Linked DNA regions of Homo sapiens: regions 2 and 3 are each linked to region 1. A link is a contact called in ENCODE Hi-C or POLR2A ChIA-PET data. All regions are on one chromosome and are shown on one strand. The core of a region is the stretch at or near the end of the contact, and the rest is flanking DNA. Distances in the headings are between cores, read along the strand shown.

What was found. Hi-C counts contacts between places; a loop is a spot of excess contacts on that map. ChIA-PET counts read pairs that join two places held with the same protein, here RNA polymerase II (POLR2A). Pooled maps may share reads with other maps.
Region 2: a map of IMR-90 shows a loop between it and region 1 (22-fold over the local background). The contact joins the enhancer-like site here to the promoter of RBMS3-AS3 in region 1. A Hi-C loop is called at or near these places in 4 of 168 maps with a recorded cell type or tissue (IMR-90, MCF 10A, chondrocyte and 1 more) and 10 of 50 pooled maps. POLR2A ChIA-PET finds 5 or more read pairs at or near these places in 1 of 52 experiments (AG04450).
Region 3: a map with no recorded cell type shows a loop between it and region 1 (6-fold over the local background). The contact joins the promoter of RBMS3-AS1 here to the promoter of RBMS3-AS3 in region 1. A Hi-C loop is called at or near these places in 1 of 168 maps with a recorded cell type or tissue (ascending aorta), 1 of 37 single-sample maps with no recorded cell type and 7 of 50 pooled maps.

Annotation. Positions count from the first base shown.
Region 1 is chr3:29,278,983-29,282,210 of GRCh38, reverse strand. It overlaps RBMS3-AS3 (RBMS3 antisense RNA 3), which reads left to right and starts at 1,272. Exons shown (of 3, transcript NR_109804.1): 1 at 1,272-1,480. RBMS3 (RNA binding motif single stranded interacting protein 3) reads right to left here and starts at 1,140. Exons shown (of 15, transcript NM_001003793.3): 1 at 455-1,140. The coding sequence starts at 529. RefSeq lists an enhancer at 2,236-2,285.
Region 2 is chr3:28,665,989-28,669,189 of GRCh38, reverse strand. The region is part of intron 2 of LINC00693 (long intergenic non-protein coding RNA 693); the gene reads right to left. Among named protein-coding and RNA genes, the nearest start is that of LINC00693, 92 kb to the right of the region's middle. RefSeq lists a silencer at 1,259-1,418. Within about 2 kb of position 1,354, at least 5 of the 41 ENCODE cell types and tissues checked have a DNase peak (open chromatin) inside an H3K27ac peak, as active enhancers do.
Region 3 is chr3:29,932,163-29,935,484 of GRCh38, reverse strand. RBMS3-AS1 (RBMS3 antisense RNA 1) reads left to right here and starts at 1,329. Exons shown (of 3, transcript NR_046556.1): 1 at 1,329-1,643. The region is part of intron 10 of RBMS3 (RNA binding motif single stranded interacting protein 3); the gene reads right to left.

The DNA of each region.
Region 1 (3,228 bases), core at 23-2,522:
TTAAAAGTTTGAGTTACCCCCACCGTTGCACGTCCTATCCAGTGGGAAAAACCCTTTTAGAGCCACAATCAAAGAACAGCTCACCAGAAAAGCCCCTGAAATTATATTCTTGTGCCTGGTAATCACTGTTGTGATCTGCTTTCTAAAAACCGTGCCCATCTGCAAAAGACGTTCCTGATATCAGGACCATTTATGCTGCCAAATAACAACAAAGAAACTGAACTCAAGTGAAACTATTATCTCTCCTTAAAGAGAAAGCTACAATTCCGGGTTTGCTGCTTTCTTCTTATGTCTTCCTCTGCCTCATTAACTCCATTGGTATGTCACTAATTTCAAAGAAGCAGGAAGAAGTGATGGGGGTGGGGGTTAACTAATAATTCACACGCCTGTCTGTTTCCCATCCCAAGTGCAGAACGATACCACGCTGATCGCCAGACCGTGGGTCAAGCCATACCTTGGTTTGGAGATAATGAGGATAGTAGTAAGTGTACTGGGGGTACATTTGTGGCTGATCCAGGCGTTTGCCCATGTAGCTGGAATCTTTATCTCCGAGGCAGGGAACTGGATGACAGGGTATAGTGCCCCAGGCCGAGCTTCCTCTTAAACCACTATTCCTGACAGTCCCGGTGACTGATGAGGCTTCAGAGACTCCACCACTCGCTAGTTCCAACACAGCAAGAATTTTTTTAAAAAACAAAACAAAACAAAAAACACACACCAAAGGAAAAAAAAAAAGGGCGAGGAGTGAGATCTGTAGAAAAAACACCCACACACAGCCTTCCCAGATCTTGCCTGGCTTCCCCCAGCTGCCGGGGTCCACTTGGGATGAGGCAGTTTGTTCTCTAACCAGGCTGTCTGTAGTGATGTCAATTGCCAGCGTTCGTAAAGGGGGAAAAAAATCAAAGTCCTTTTAGCACAACTCCGAATCCTTGCAGATCAGCTTCCTGTCTCTTGGTTGTCTCTTTCCCCACCTTAAAGAAAAAGAAAAAAGAGAGAGAGAAAGAGAAAGAAAGAAAGAAAAAGAAAGAAAGAAAGAAAAAGAAAGGGGAAAAAGAAAAAAAAAAAGAAAAAAAGGAAGAAAAAAAAAAAAAAAAAACCTTGTACAGCTTAGTTGCTGCTGTCTCCCTCCCAGAGTGACATGGTGTTCGGGGCTTGTCCTGTCCTTTCATTCACTTCCCCTCCTTCCAGCCGGTGGGTGGAACCGAGAGAGCCTCTCCAGGGAGCAGCGTACGCAGTCCAGAAGGCTGCAGTATTTCCTCCAAGAAAAAAAAAAAAAAAGGCTGCTTCAACCCCTGCTGCAAGCAAAGTTCCGATTCCCTCTGCTGGCTATCTCGAATAGCAAGCGATTTTTGCAGCAACGCTGCTGCCGCTGGAACTGAACCTGAAGAACTCAAATGCGGGCGGTGGATTATTTCTTATCCCTCCTCCATCTACCCCACACAAGAGCTGCTTTTTGTTCCTCTTTTTGCCAAGTTCCAAGGTAAGCCACACTGCTAAACAAAACACAGAAGAGAGGGAAGAGAGGACGAAAGAAGGAAGGAGGAGAAAGGAAAAGAAATAAAGGCAGGGGAACTAACCTTGCTGGTTAAAGGGGAAAAAAGTAAGTCCCGGATGCTTTCAAAATCTGTTAACACGCTAGAGCCAGACGCATCCAAGAGCTGATTGAGAAACTAACCTTTTACTACCTGGAAAACTTGGTGGATGTTAAGTATTGAAGAAATTTTAGGGTCTACTCCAGGACTACTATTAATGCCACATGTCATCAGATTGGACTGATCAACTGAACATATCAAAAATAATAACTTTTTTAAAATACATCCATTTTGTAAAAAAAAAAAAAAAAAAAATCAAAGGAAGTGACCCCTTAGGTTCGTCAGATATTTTACAGATAAAATCTGTTTCTCCCATTGTCTCTCTCTTTATGATTATTTTGTTGCATTGATGCTTTAATCACTTTACTGATATCATCTAAAAAAAAAAGAACAAAAATCATAATTGCTTGGCAGAGTTTTTTCCCACCAATGATAATATTCTGTCATGTCTATCAGCTGCTACATTATAATACAAATTGTTTCAGATAAAATATATTTCCTTAAAGGGTCCCTTTTCAAGGCGGGCGAGGCTAAAATTAGATGTGCCAGCTGTGTTTTGCTGCGAGTGCTCACGCATGCCCAAAGCGTGGGCAGACCAATACTGAGCTCTTTTCTACTTTGTCAAGTCGGCTCTGTTCTCCTGAGCCCAGAGTCTCCTATTTAGATAAAAGGTCCCTGGTACAAATCCAGCTTCCTAGTCAAGAAGAACAGAGAATTTGGGCTCAGTGCACACATGGTGTCCATCCACATACAAGCCGCACCACCCCTAAAGCAACTGGCTTCCACCGAGGGGAACTGGTTTCTGGAAGCTGTGTGAGTGCATACGTGTTCCTTGGATAAAAATAAGGATGGCAGGTAAATAGTTTTATGTTTTACTTTTGACAAGAATAACAATCAGAAGGAAGGAAGGATGGAGGGTGAGAGGGTAAGAGTTAGGAGGCCCTGACAACATGGTGATTGAGAATATTAAATCAACCCCACCTATCTCTTAAATGTATTATTTGGGGCCTCAGTTGTCCCATCTATAAAATAGAAATACTGCCAACTCTCCTGGCTGAAGGCAGTACACTGAATCAGACACTAAAAATGACACTGATTTAAAAATCCTCCAGTGGTGTCACGTTTCTCAAACAATAAAGTCCTGACTCTTTGGAATAGGTTTCAGGACACTTGACGAGCTGTCTGGCCCTGGCTTTCTACTCTAGTCTCGGACTTTCAACTCTGCCCCTCACATCCTATACCGGAGTCACTCTGAGCTACTTTCAGGACAGGAACATGCTCTCAGAGGCTTCTGTCATTCCCTCTTCCTGGAGTGCTCTCCCAAGTCCATCTCCACCTCTTTTACCCTTCAGCCTGTCCTTCAGGTCTCAGTATGGATATCACCTCCTCACAGTAGCTTTCTCTAAACCCTTCCTTCTCTGCTGCACTTTATATTTGCCCTCATAGAAGGCTTATTCTACATGTATTTGCCTGCTTATTGTTTGTTTCTTCCATGATGTTCTAAACTCTAGGGGGGCAGGAGGTCACATTGTTCTCACTTGCCTTTATATTTCCAAAAACTTGCATAGAGTTGAGCACAAAATGGGTGTTCAGTAAATGTCTGAAGAATAAAATGTTAGACATAATTAATAATTTT
Region 2 (3,201 bases), core at 105-2,604, 610 kb after region 1:
CATGGTTACTGTGGAAATGCTTTCATAAAACAGCTATGTCTGGTGTGATTTAAAAAAAAAAGCCAATATTTACCAAGTGCACTTAATATGGGCTGGCACTATTCTAAGAGTTTTAGATGTATTAAAACTCATTTAATCCCCATTACACCCCTATGAGGAAGGTAATATTATAATAGTAAACTCACTTTACTAATGAGAAATCTGGGGCTCAGAGAGGTTAATTTGCCCAAGATCACATAAATAGGAGGGGTGGCACCAAGAGCTGAACCCAAGCAGTCTGGCTCCTAACCCAACACAGTGATATACTAGAGAGAGAGAATATCAGCACTAACATTGAAAAGTTGTAACTGTGGGAAGGAGGTAGAAAAGGACGGTCAGGGAAAGAAAATATTTGTAAAATGTTAATCTGCTTAATGTTTTTACCTAACCTCTTCCAAGTGTACAAAACTTTGTGATTAAAAACAAACACCTAGCCCACAAACATACAGTCTAATAACCAGGAGTCTCTTTATTTCTCATAAAGGGATTTATCTGTCCTTAATGGTTCTGCTGTCTGATCTCAGATGGACCTAACCCCATTCCCCATTCTTAATTACCAGCAATTCAATTTGAACCAGGGTAAATGGACAGCTTGATCATATCTGCAGTCTGACACCAGAAATGCTATGACAACCACCCATTTTTCTTTAAAAAAATGATCTCGTAGCTTGTATCATGTCCTGTCTTTCATCTTCTGGAAGAAGAGAGATGGAATGTACAAATAAGCCACACTGTTGGCCAGAAGCCTGTGTGATAATAAGCCCTGATCTCCCATAGGTCAGAGTACGATACCAGACCATTCAGAGCATACAGGGCAAGTCAAATGCCCTGTGAGCTTCTGTGACTACAGGAAAGAACAGTCATTTTGAACCTTTTGGGTTTCTGCCAGGGGAACTTTATTCAGTCCCCAACGTGAGCACCTTCTTTGTGCCAGGCACTGTCAGACACCGGGGACACAGAATGAATATGACCCAGTCTCTGCCCTGAGGAGTTCACAGCATAGCAGGGCAATGCAGATACATAAATAGCCACCTGTGATGAGTGCTAAAAAAAGGGACAGGAGGAGAGCACACACAGAGGAAGGAGAGAATGGAGAGGGGTACATATTCAGGAATTATTTCTGATTAAGATGAATGGGATTTGGGATTTAACTAGGTGGGGTGGGAGAGAGAAATGATCCTAAAGTTTCTGGCTCTCAGGTCAGCTCAGACCATTATAGAGAAAGACTAGTTCTAAGAGGCTATGTCTGAGCTCATGTGCTCAAAAGCCCCAAGTGACAAGTTTCAAACCACCATTAGCGCCATCTGTTGGCCACAGTAGGAGGTGACATACACTGGGCTGGCATTTGGCTTTATGGAAATGAGCTGTGAAAGTTACCAAGTAGAGGACACCTGTATATGATAACATCCTTAACCTAGAGGCATAAGAAAGGATAGTGGTTTGCAAGCTTGTCTAAGCCAACTTATTTTGTTGTTGTTGTTCTGTTTTGTTTTGTTTTAGGCTTTTAGCGGCCTGTAGCCATTGTTTTTAGTTTCTGTCTGTAGAGATAAACAGAAAAGAGGGGTGAGGAAGGGACTTCACTGACCCAACCAGAAAGGGAAACTAAGAACTCACGACTGTATTCTCTCCCTTGGACACTTTACTAAACTATACAGGCTCTGGGGTCAGACTGCATTGGGGTATAAACTAATAGTACATGACATTGGTCTTTTATCTTGTCTAAGACTCGGATTTTATTAAAATGAAAAACGACAATAAAACTGTAACTATGTCACAGAACCATTTTGAAAATTAGAATATATGCTACATGGACAAGAACTCTCATATACTGGTAGTGCGAATATAAACTGAGAGTACAATTTTTGAACATATGTATGTTCTATGACCTAGCAGTTTCACTCTTAAGATTATACGCAATAGAAACGTGTATTATGGGTGCTGAATGGTACATATATATATATATATGAAAATTTCCTAATAGTCCTGCTTGTGATAATAATAAACTAAAAATAAGCAACATTTCCAGCAACAGAAAAATAGATACATAAATTGTAGTTATTCATACAATGGGACACTACACAGTAATGGGCATGAGCAATCAACAACTACACATAAAAAGATAGACAAATCTTACAGACATAAAATTGAGCAAAGAGGCCAGATACCAAATACTACATATTGTATGACTCCATTTAAATAACACACAGACACAGGCTAAACTAATAAATGTTAAAAAGTCTGGATGACTGGCCAGGCACGGTGGCTCATGCCTGTAATCCCAGCACTTTGGGAGGCTGAGGCGGGTGGATCACCTGAGGTCAGGAGTTTGAGACCAGTCTAATCAACATGATGAAACCCTGTCTCTACTAAAAATACAAAAAATTAGCTGGGCGTGATGGCGGGCACCTGTAATCCCAGCTATTTGGGAGGCTGAGGCATGAGAATTGCTCGAACCTGGGAGGCGGAGGTTGCAGTGAGCCGAGAACATGCCATTGCACTCCAGCCTGGGCAGTAAGAGCAAAACTCCATCTTGAAAAAAAAAGTCCGGATGATTATCACTGGGTAGAGGGTTAGTAACCAGGAAGGGAGCATTAAAGCATTAAAGAAGCCCCTAAAATGCTGGCAATGTTATTTTCTGATGTGGATGCTGCTTACCTGAACGTATTTACTTGGTAAATTTTTTTTGATTTTTTAAAGTTGAAAATAATTTTCAATCTTTTAAAAGTGCTCTTCTACTTTCAAAAGCTCTCAGCACTGAACCTGCTTGATAACAAGTGTTCAGTATATATTAGGTATTGAAATGTCATGAGAATGAAGAAGAGGATGATGAAGAGTCAAATAGAGGAGTAATTCAGAGGGAGAGCTGGTGAGTATTACTTCTGCTACATTCAGAGACATTCTTCAGTTCAGTAGACAGTCTTGGAATCCACAACAAAGTACAAGATTGCTAAGGAGAGCTTCTAAGTATGAAACCTGGGAAAACACAAGATAGGCAGAGAAGGAATAATGTGGGAGAGAGACTTAACAGAAGGTAGGAAGAGAAGTAAAATAGGATCATGGTTCAAAAACAAGAGAAAAAGAGCCTCCCATGAAATGTAGTTTGTAGTGTGTGGTGTCAAGAGTTTTCATGCTACACAAAAATTGGGACAGACGAAGACTACA
Region 3 (3,322 bases), core at 80-2,579, 650 kb before region 1:
TCTATATTTTAGACACAAGACAGAATACCAAACTCTGTTAGAGCTGGTCAAATTTTTATGTCCATCCACAATTTTTTTTTAAAAATAAAAGTGTCAACTTTTAAATCAGATGTTAAGAAAAGTGGATGTCTAGAATATGTCTTTTGATTTATTATCATTGTTGGGGATAAAAGAAATTACAGACATTTTAAAAAACTTCCATCCATATGCAAAGTGTCATATGGTGAGTGAAGAATGGAGCTAAGTCATTTTATCCTTCCATTTCTCTTTCTCTACCCTGCTACTTTCCTTGCAGTAATTAACTTGGAGAAGGAAAAATATTTTTAAAAAACAAACTTAAAAAGCTTGAATTGGATGGAATCTTTGAGAGTATATAATTTCAATGTTTATTTAAAGATTGTGATAAAAGTAGAAACATATTTTATAACAACCCATTTAAATACTCAGTTATGATCAAATGATTATGTATCTGAATAAATTATTTCCCTAAACATTATTTTTCTCACTGGACAGATGCATGTAGATGGCCAGATCTCGGCACCCAAACTAATTACCCACTGCGCGTTTCCTAAAATGCTTTTGCTCAAACTAAGCAATTCTTCCTGGTATTATCGAAATTCAACTTCCTGACTATATCTGTGAAAAAGATCAGGCTATCACTCTGCCTTCTCTGTGGGCTCCTCCCCATTAATTTTCAGAGATAATAGAAATTGAGCCAAATATTTGGAAATGCTTGATATACAGGGCCAGCTTTGTTCACAAAGACATTTAGGCTTTTCAGTAGGAATCAATCAGAAAACATGTCTGTTATTTTAAAGGTCTGTAGCTTGTAAATATACACAATTGTGCATTTGTGTTGTTTGAATTTCTCGATGCTTCTGTGCATTGTCATTCATCAGGATGCCTCTTAAATGAGAAACATAAGATAAGCTTTTACTTAATTATAATTCAGAGACACATCACTTTTCTTTCTGCTGCCTGAATCTTTTTAACAAAACCATCTTTATTGTTTTCCTTTTTTAAAAAATACTTACTGGCCTTCATTTCAGGTATTTGTTGTGCCAGACCAGAAGTAAACACTTTAAGAAGAACAAGGGTTCTTCTTAAATCACCTAGGGATAAATTATAGAATAACCTCAGAGTTAAGATGGAAGTCCTGAAGCATTTTTTTTTTTCAACCAAAAAGTGGTACTTTGACAACATTCTAATGCTTAGCAGCTGCAAGACTTCGATTCTCTTCTTGAACTCAAGACAGGTTATCTTTTTAGAATATTTGCCCTTAGACATTCCAACATGCAGCTAAACTGTCACAATCCCAGAAACCCCTCAATTCTAAACAGCTTGCTCTAGCCACAAAAAGGATCATTCATGTAAATCAGAGATAAAAACCAAACTGCGTTTGGTAAGGATACTTTCTTCTCAATACCCTGGAGGTTGTCTCATTCCCCAGGGGTGTGTTTTTTTTAAAGGCAATATGCAGATGAGGTAGGTGAGCATGTGACAGAACAATCAAAATTCATGCATGATGAGAAGGATCGAATGCCTGCACTTGGAATTAATTTTGGAAGAATTGTCTGGTCTCTTTCAGAATCTTTTCATTGAAAGCAGTATTTGGGGACTCATTTGATTACAGATGTCATAGAGTGAGTGTTGCTTCTGTGTATAAACCAGAAACCTGACAATCAAAGGGAAAAGTAAGAAGGGATTTATCATTAATTGGAATTGTAAATAGCAACACTAGGCACAGAGTGGAAAATAATGTAAGGAGACCAGTTACTGCACATAAATGAACAGTTCTTTCTAAGCAGATCAGTTATTGCACATAAATAAAAAATAAAATAAGGATTCTTGGGGAAGGATATGTAAGAATCTAGAGTCTTGTTTGCATTCAATAAAAACATTCAGTGAAAACAATCCTACAAATTATTAAGAATACAAATTTTTTAATCTTAAGGGAATGGAAGAAATGTACAGTCAGGGAGTAAACTGGAAGTAACTAATAGGAACTCCTGGGAGAAATGAATTTTCTTAATGATACTTTGTCTGGGACAGACAACTTAGAGAGGTTTAGTGTTGGTTACCTACAGCAAAGGGGGAGTTTGCCAGCCACTTTGCTTATTTAAAACTACAGAATCTCTTTTGTATTGTATATGACATAAATAAATAAATACAAAAGAAGAAAAGAAAAGCCTTATGGTTAGCATGGCAAAGCCAGTATCCACAACCGTAACTTTGACTTATTAAATACACTGTCAAATCCACTCCAACTTAATATATTTAAGCCATAGGCTGAAGAGTGTTTGTGACAGATGTTGCCAACACATTAAGCATAATTTTGTTTACTTGAGATGTATAGGATGTGGTGTCTGACAGAGTTCACCTGGCAAGTGGCAAAGCAAGAAGAAACAGATTTTTCATTTTAGCATCTCTGGATGTCTGGCTTTGCTCAATGTTTGGGCTGCAAAGAAAAATATTGTACAATGCTATAATTCCACTAAAAAATACAATGACCAAACAGCTGATGGAAAGGTCTGGTCCTTTTTAGCCACTGCCTTTGCAAAACAAAGCTGCTCCCACTCAAGAGACAAAGGGTGGATCTGGTTGCCCTAGTTCTGAAATAAACAATTTTCAACAGTAATTTGGGTAAAGTTTCCAAAGATCATCATGTGTGGCGTAAATATATCTGACCTAAGGCCAGAAAAGCATCTGTGTTGTTAACCTTCTGCCAATGTTTGAAAGAAATTTGAAGTCTTTGAAAGTTCAATATTTTAATTTCCCAACTGAAATACAAAACCATTGGCAAATCAGGGAAAAGCATGTGTGGCTTCTCTACCATCTAGAGCACACATAGCTGTTTTAGCACCTATATTAATCCCAGAAGATGAACCACAATAAGAAGAACTAGCTGCATTAATATTCCTGTGATAGTATTCTAGGTCAGTGCCACCCCAACTATGGTTTGTGGATCAGTAGCAGCAGTAGACAAAAATTAGACTCTCTGGGATTAGGCCTTGAAATCTGTATTTTAACAAGCTCTCCAGGTGATTCTGATATACTCTAAAGTTTAAGAAGTATGCTCTGTCTAAAAACTGCTATCGTATAAAGCCAGTGTTACAGTTCTTACAGGCAAACAAGTGGCTTTATTTTATGTACGCTGTTTCTCATTTATTTGTTTGAATCCAGTCTTTTTACAGGCCATGGTCTTTTATGTGATAATCACATTATATCTTGTTAAAAACATTCAAAGGGGCTAAGCCTGCATTTTTGATGGGCTGACCTAGAAATATTATCTGAATAATCACACCATATAATCACTGAATAA